Linked DNA regions of Homo sapiens: region 1 is linked to region 2. Evidence: chromatin contacts called from ENCODE Hi-C or POLR2A ChIA-PET data. All regions are on one chromosome and are shown on one strand. The core of a region is the stretch at or near the end of the contact, and the rest is flanking DNA. Distances in the headings are between cores, read along the strand shown.

Region 1 (3,661 bases), core at 294-2,793, 360 kb before region 2:
TCCCCCTCAGTTACTGCGAGGGTCTCCTCAGGAGTCTCAGCCCACAGGCAGCTAGGATCAGGATGCACCCCCTTTTAAGGATAGGGGGATTATGAAGTGTCCAGAGAGTGGTGGCACAGAAGTGGAGACACTAGGGTGTCCAGATGTGGGTCCTGGCTTAGGGGAGAGGATTTATAAAGTAAAATGGCTGCAGAGATTCTGAATCAAGCGCAGGTTGGAAGCATAGTGCTTTGTTGGTACATCAGAGACACTGCCTCCAGGGACATCAGAGGTGACTTCTGTTGAGTTCTGCTGACTGCACAGGAGACACTGTCATACCCACAAAGAATAGCAGGGGACATTTCTGCCAGAAACACCACTAAGACATTAGTAAAAATGATTGTAACCCAGCTACTCAGGAGGCCGAGATGGGAGGATCACTTGAGTCTAGGAGTTCAAGACCAGCCTGGGCAATGTAGGGAGACATCATCTCTAAAAAATAAGACAAATTAGCCAGGCATTTGGGCTGCACCTGTACATAGTCTCAGCTACTCAGGAAGTTAAGGCAGGAGGATTCCTGGAGCCCAGGAAGATGGAGGCTGCAATGAGCTATGATGGCACCACTGCACTCCAGCCTGGGTGACAGCAAGACCCCGCCTCTTAAAAACAAACAAACAAACAGAAAGATTGTAAGACAGCAAATGTCAACTTGAGTTAGTAGTTGAAAAAATAGGCTTGGCGGGGTGGCTCATGCCTGTAATCCCAGCACTTTGGGAGGCCGAGGCAGGCGGATCACGAGATCAGGAGTTCAAGACCAGCCTGATCAACATTGTGAAACCCCGTCTCTTTTTGTATTTGTAGAAATACAAAAATGAGCCAGGCATGGTGGCGGGTGCTTGTAATCCCAGCTACTCGGGAGGCTGAGGCAGGAGAATCACTTGAACCTGGGAGGCAGAGGTTGCAGGAAAAAAAAAAAGAAAAGAAAAAAAATAGGCAAGCGGGAGTTCAAAGGGTGGGAACAAATCAGTGACGCGTGAACAGACTGATTTATGAGGGCAGGGGGCAGAGTCCAGCAGCTGCTCAAAGGCCTTTATGCTTCTGTCGAAACAAGTACGTCACATGCAGAGCTCTAGGCCTTCCTGTGTCATCCGAAAGGATGGGGTGAAGGCCTGGGTTACCAAGGGGGCACAAGTCGCCCACAGGTCCGGGATGAGGAGGCCTTGGCCCACTGTGGGAGCGGGTGGTGCGGAAAGCCCATGAGGGCTCTCGAACATTCCCCAGCGCCTGACAGCGGCCAGCTGGGGACATCTCCCAGCCGTGGCTCAGCCTTCAACAAGTCAAAAAGCCAGCATCACCCACAGCGTCATCCCCAGATCTATTCTAGGTTCTGAGGTTCTAGGTGGGACTTTCAAAAGCAGAAGAAACGATGCTAAAACCGAAAGGAATTTGCCATTAGGGAGAAATGCTTTATTTTCACCAGATGACAAACTTCAGGGTTTCTGATCAAAGTTGCTGCAATTTCTTCTTTCTCCTTCAGGCCTGATTCTGCTCCCCTCCCCTGTCCTCCCATCCTTCTTGCCACAACGGGGGAAGCCCTGAAAAACCCCGGTGTTTTCATAGGCTGTGTGGAGCCCAAGGAAGGGGAGGGAAAGGAAGTGGGGCTCATTTACCACCATTCAGTTCCTGATCGGGTTCCCCAAGAAGCAGCTGGGACTCTCCAACCCAACCTCACTTCCCCGGGGTCCCTGTCATTAGGCAGATGGCACTCCCATGGCTGTCCCTGCCATGTTCCCTCAGACCCCTCCTTGCTGCCTCAGTTTCTCAGCCCTCCACCCTTCCCTGCCTCCTGCCTCTCCCTGTCTGCCCTTCTCGGGACCCAGGCTCCTTCTGTCTGTCCACAAGCATGCTCAGGTCTCCCCATCTTAAAAACAAGGTCTGGACCCCCTGAATAACCTCTTTCTTGCATTTCACAAACATGCGCTTTTGGAAAGCAGTTTATGCTCTTGAATTGACTCACTGCTCCCACTTCCTCCTGCTGCCATCCAGGGTCTGCCTGTTCCCCCTCCAGCCTCCCCGTCAGTCGAGCCTGCCCTTGGCCAGGCCCTGTGGCAGCTTAAGGTGAAGTGGTCCAGCCTGTCAGCCGCACTGGACACCCTGACTGTCTCCTGCCCGGGGCCTCTCTCCCCTGCAGTCTTTGAGGCCTTGACCACTGAGGGGACTGCTCTTTGACCTCCTCCCTACTCTTAGTTTTTTTTTTGTCTTTTTGTTTTTTTTTAAATAACAGCTTTATTGAGGTATAATTCACATTTTCTGTGCTGTCCCCATCTCGAAGTGTACCACATTCAGAGTTGCGCAGTGACCCCACAGTCCACTGTAGACCTTTTCCATCCCAGAAGGAACCCCGTGCCTCTTAGTGGTCACCCTCCAATTCCCCGCCACGCCCTCCAGGCCCAGGCATCATGAATCTGTGTTGGGCCTCTGATTTGCCTTCATTTTCACCTTCTCTGTCAACCCATGGTCTGCAGCCTTTGCTCTGCTCTGTATCCCAGGGACCTCTCTCACAGCACAGGTCTGCATTTCAGCTGTGCCAATGCTCCCCCGAAGCTCTCCGCACCCTTACCCTGGACAGCGGCCTCTTCCTGGCTGGTCCACACCCCAGCCCGACCTTCTGCTGCCCTCCCCAGCTCCGGGCTCCTGCAGCACCTTCTCTCCTCACCCCCTCCCTCACTGCTCCTAAGTCCACATGCAGGTTCACACCTCCTCATGCTTCCCACGCCTCCATGCACTTTTCACACCTCCACACATCACATCTCCTCACACCTCCACACACACTTCACACCTCCTCACGCCTCCCACTCACACCTTCTCACGCCTCCCACATCTCCACACGCTTTTCACACCTCCTGTTATGGTTTGGCTGCATCCCCATGCAAATCTCAACTTGAATTGTATCTCCCAGAATTTCCAAGTGTTGTGGGAGGGACCCACAGGGAGGTAATTGAATCATGGGGGCTGGTCTTTCCCATGCTATTCTTGTGATGGTGAATAAGTCTCACAAGATCTGATGGGTTTATCAGGGGTTTCTGCTTTTGCTTCCTCCTCATTTTTTTTCTCTTGCCGCCGCCATGTAAGAAATGCCTTTTGCCTCCTGCCATGACTCTGAGGCCTCCCCAGCCATGTGGAATTGTTAAGTCCAATTAAACCTCTTTTTCTTCCTAGTCTCGGGTATGTCTTTATCAGCAGTGTGAAAATGGACTAATACAGTAAATTAGTACCAGGAGTGGGGTGTTGCTGAAAAGATACCCAAAAATGTGAAGCAACTTTGGAACTGGGTAACAGACAGAGATTACAACAGTTGGAGGGCTCAGAAGAAGACAGGAAAATGTGGGAAAGTTTGGAACTTTCTAGAGACTTATTGAATGGCTTTGCCCAAAATGCTGATAGTGATATGGTCAATAAAATCCAGGCTGAGGTGGTCTCAGATAGAGATGAGGAACTTTTTGGGAACTGGAGCAAAGGTGACTCTGGTTATGTTTTAGCAAAGAGATTGGTGGCATTTTACCCTTGCCCTAGAGATTTGTGGAACACTGAACTTCAGAGAGATGATTTAGGGTATCTGGCAGAAGAAATTTCTGAGCAGCAAAGCATTTAGAGGTGACTTCAGTACTCTTAAAGGCATTCA
Region 2 (3,992 bases), core at 737-3,236:
CTTGAGGGAAACCCTGTCTCAAAGTGGCGGGGCTGGGGGGAGACTCAGGCAGAATTGTGAAGATATTCAATTGCTCCTGACTTTATCAATAATCTAACATTTCAACCTAACATTGATATCTATTTTATGCAAAGCATTACACTATGCACTGGAGACTGTATAAGACAAGTTCCTTTTCTCAAACTACAGTCGAGTTGGATAGATAAAACACACAACACATACCAAAAGACAGCTATAAATCCAAGGCAGTGTATGTCAAGGGTAAATTCACCTATTCAGATTGGATCTTGAGAAGTGCATCAGGCTTGGAAAATGGGTAAGGAGGAGAGAAAAGCAACAGTGAATCAGAACATGAGTTCCCAGTTATGGGACTTGTAATGAATTCCTCAATTAAAACAAAAAATAATGAAAACAAAAGCCAGGGAGGAGAAAGCCCACGTTAATGACACTAAAATATATCTTTCCAAACAAATGTGGATAAAAGCCAAGTAGAGAAGATGAGAACTTTGAGGTCCCTAACAGAAAATAAACAGTAAGCAGCCAGCCATTCCAAGTGGCTGACATGACTTTGTTTAACTTTATTTGTATTTCTGGCTGGTGTGTTTACAGCCAATAGGTCAAACTATCAGTCAGTGTAGGGCCCTGAGAAGTCGGGTATTTAAGAGCATCTAATAGGCACAGAATTGTGCTCCATACTGCTTAAACTGTTCCCTAAGTGTCCAATTTGGAGAAAACACCCACACGCAGGATAACTGGCGAGTGACGCGGAGTGGCTGCGAGTCCAAGTTATCACTAACGGATGGGGAGCTTGGGCTGGGCACAGTCCAGCGTACTGAACCCTTCCCCCACCGTTTCACCTGCATACAGAGGTGTGTACTGTCAAAAAGCAGCGCCTCCAAGTCTCTTCTGGCACTGTCTGGACTTGGATCCGAGGCAGACGAGGAAGCTGAGAAAACCCTGGCGTTGACCCCGTGGACCTGGGCGCCCCGGGAAGGCCAGCGCTTGGTCCAGGCAGGCGGGGCCTGTGCGGTGACCACCCTGGTCCTGAAAAGTCCCAGCCCCGAGCGCCCTCCCTCCTAGACCTGGAGGCCTGGAACAGCCAGGTGGACGTCGGCCCACCTTTCTTTTCTTTCCTTCCCATTTTCCTACCACCTCCCACCCCACTCCGCCTTCCGGGCAAAGGCAGCCAGATCCACCCAGGACACATTCTTTGTCCTTATCCCTCTGTGCTCGTCCCACAGCAAGCCAGTCGCGGTCCAAGGCTCCAGAGGCTGTGCAGGAGGCCGAGCTGGGTGGCGATCAGCGGCGGGTCCCTGTCCAAAACCCAGCAGAGCCGCCAGGGACGCCCCAGACACAGAAGGCGGGGCGCGGGGAGGGTGGGGAGACCACAGCAGTGAGGCGCGCGAGCCGGGAAGTGAACGAGGACTGACTCCTGTCGCTTCCCGTAGCCGCCCACGGACGCCAGAGCCGGGAACCCTGACGGCACTTAGCTGCTGACAAACAACCTGCTCCGTGGAGCGCCTGAAACACCAGTCTTTGGGTGAGTCGCGCGACCCCCGGCCTCGGGTGGCGGGGCAGTCGCTAGAGGCGTGGCTGCTCTGAGGGTCTCGCCAGTGGAGGATGGCATTCGGATGTCACGGCTCCTAAATCACCATTTGATGGGTGGGACAGTGTCCAGTCCACCCCGACCCGCCGGTCCTCACCGCGGCAGAGCCGGGGCTGGGTGGCGGGGACGCTGCCTCTGCAGGCGAGGCGCTCCGGGGCATAAGGGATTATCAGGAGTCGCGGCCTTTCTTGGACATCCCTGGCTGGGGTCAGGCTGTTTGCCCTGGGGTGTCTCCTCGCTGCAAACCCACCCCACCTGGGCTGCTTTCTCACCTGTTCCCTCCTAGCCTGAGGCCGAGCGCCACCTCCAAGTGGAGGAATCTGGGGAAGTTTCCTTCCCGGAATTTGTAGTGACAGTGGAGTGACCTCCATTGCGTTCCCTGCCTCTAACACGCTCTTTAGGATGCCGAGTCATTTGACTGCAGTGTTAAACATTGCAAAGCGCAAGTCATGTGACTTCCTTTGACCGTACGTGAAACTTAAGTGATGGCTGCTTGTGATGCATACGAAGTGTTCATGCTGGCGGGACCTGTCCCTGGGGATACTTCGGGGGTTGCGTGATTTAATGCAAGCAGATGGCTTAAATTGGGTCACTGGCTTGTTATTATACATGTGTATGGCAACTCGGCATCCATTCTTTTTGCTCTTGTTCTTACTTCCTGAATTGAGTCACGGAGCCAGAGTTTTGAGGTTTTGACTAACGAATTAAGTTAATGACATGGGGCTATATTTAGGTGGTAAACCAAGAGGGATACAGTTTTTTTTCTTAATAAAGAAAAAGTGATAGATTTGATCGGTGTGTATTGTTGGTGTGCAGTATAATGACAGAATTGCTGGAAGTAAAATACAGGAAGCTCTGGTTTCATTTCCCCTTTAGTTCTGCTTAAAGTCGAGTTTTTCCTGGAGCTATTAAATGTAGTGTAGTGTCCATGAGTGCTTTTATCTTAAAAAATGTGGCTGATGCTTTCCAACACTCCCCTGCCCTGTGATTATTATTTTTTTAAGCAACAGAGAAAACCGTATCTTAATAGTATTAAAAGTATTGGATTTTTCCCTACTTTGATTTGTTTAAATTGGAGGAGGAAGAGCAATTCTTTCTATTCACAATAATAATAGCTAACATAGCGCTTACTCTTTCGCTGTTTTATTAACTCAATCCTCAGAACAAACCAATGATGTGAATACTGTAATTCTCATTTTATGGAAATGAAAATCTAAATGAATACCTCTGGTAATTGTACGGGACTGTTTGATTAGTATTTACCATTAATTAATTAAATTTTTTTTTTTTTTTGAGATGGAGTCTCGTTCTGTTGCCCAGGCTGGAGTGCAGTGGCACAATCTCGGCTCACTTCAACCTCCGTCTCCCAGGTTCAAGCAATTCTCCTGTCTCAGCCTCCTGAGTAGCTGGGACTACAGGTGCATGCCACTACGTCTGGCTAATTTTTGTATTTTTAGTAGGGATGGGATTTCACCATATTGGTCAGGCTGGTCTCTAACTCCTGAACCTCAGGTGATCCACCCGCCTTGGCCTCCCAAAGTGCTGGGATTACAGGTGTGAGCCACCATGCCTGGCCTATTTTAGTATTTTTAATAATAAATTCCATGTTAGAAATTTTCTACTGATGTATTTTTTAAGTCAATATTTCCTACACTCACAATCCAAAATTATTTAGTATATGAGCACACTGGTAAGAATGGGAGGCAGATCGTTGATTGTAATAATATTCTATTATTTGGTAAATATCAGTAACATAATATATAATTTAAATTTTAAAATAGGATATGAAGAAAAATGCTACATGCTTACTTTTCTTTTCCTCTATTTTTACTTTACACAGGGCCAGTGCCTCAGTTTCAATCCAGGTAACCTTTAAATGAAACTTGCCTAAAATCTTAGGTCATACACAGAAGAGACTCCAATCGACAAGAAGCTGGAAAAGAATGATGTTGTCCTTAAACAACCTACAGAATATCATCTATAACCCGGTAACTGATTTCTATAAGATAACTTTTTACCTATGCCAGGACAGATCCAATAGAATATTAATTATCCATTGGGAGACAGGGCAAGAATAAAAGCCAGTGAACATATTTAAAGCACCTACTATGTAATAGAGATGGTGGTGGGTGCTGATTACAAAACAGCTCTTGTCCTCTAGTGGAGGAAGAAGTCACAATGATAATATGACGTGATGAAACAGTGTTATGAACAGGGAACGTCTGGGTAGAGTGGAGGGAATGCCAACTTTTGGTGATGGGAGGAGGCTCAGCTAATCATAAATTGTAGTTTTTAAAGGAAAATGGATTTCTTACTCTACAAGTTTTTCATTTTCTTTTTTAATTAGAGCTGTCCATGAGAAGTTAATGTCTCGATCTTTCCCTCA

What was found. A loop is a pair of places that touch in the nucleus more often than their neighbours do. ChIA-PET counts read pairs that join two places held with the same protein, here RNA polymerase II (POLR2A). Pooled maps may share reads with other maps.
Region 1: a map with no recorded cell type shows a loop between it and region 2 (7-fold over the local background). The contact joins the enhancer-like site here to the promoter of LGALS8-AS1 in region 2. A Hi-C loop is called at or near these places in 11 of 37 single-sample maps with no recorded cell type and 5 of 50 pooled maps. POLR2A ChIA-PET finds 5 or more read pairs at or near these places in 2 of 52 experiments (H1 and Panc1).

The regions. Positions count from the first base shown.
Region 1 is chr1:236,158,673-236,162,333 of GRCh38, forward strand. All of the region lies in intron 1 of GPR137B (G protein-coupled receptor 137B), which reads left to right. Among named protein-coding and RNA genes, the nearest start is that of GPR137B, 18 kb to the left of the region's middle. RefSeq lists enhancers at 914-963, 1,064-1,513, 1,604-1,653. Within about 2 kb of position 1,544, at least 5 of the 41 ENCODE cell types and tissues checked have a DNase peak (open chromatin) inside an H3K27ac peak, as active enhancers do.
Region 2 is chr1:236,522,522-236,526,513 of GRCh38, forward strand. LGALS8-AS1 (LGALS8 antisense RNA 1) reads right to left here and starts at 1,987. Exons shown (of 1, transcript NR_034040.1): 1 at 548-1,987. It overlaps LGALS8 (galectin 8), which reads left to right and starts at 1,461. Exons shown (of 10, transcript NM_201544.4): 1 at 1,461-1,540; 2 at 3,447-3,594. The coding sequence starts at 3,550. RefSeq lists a silencer at 1,754-1,803.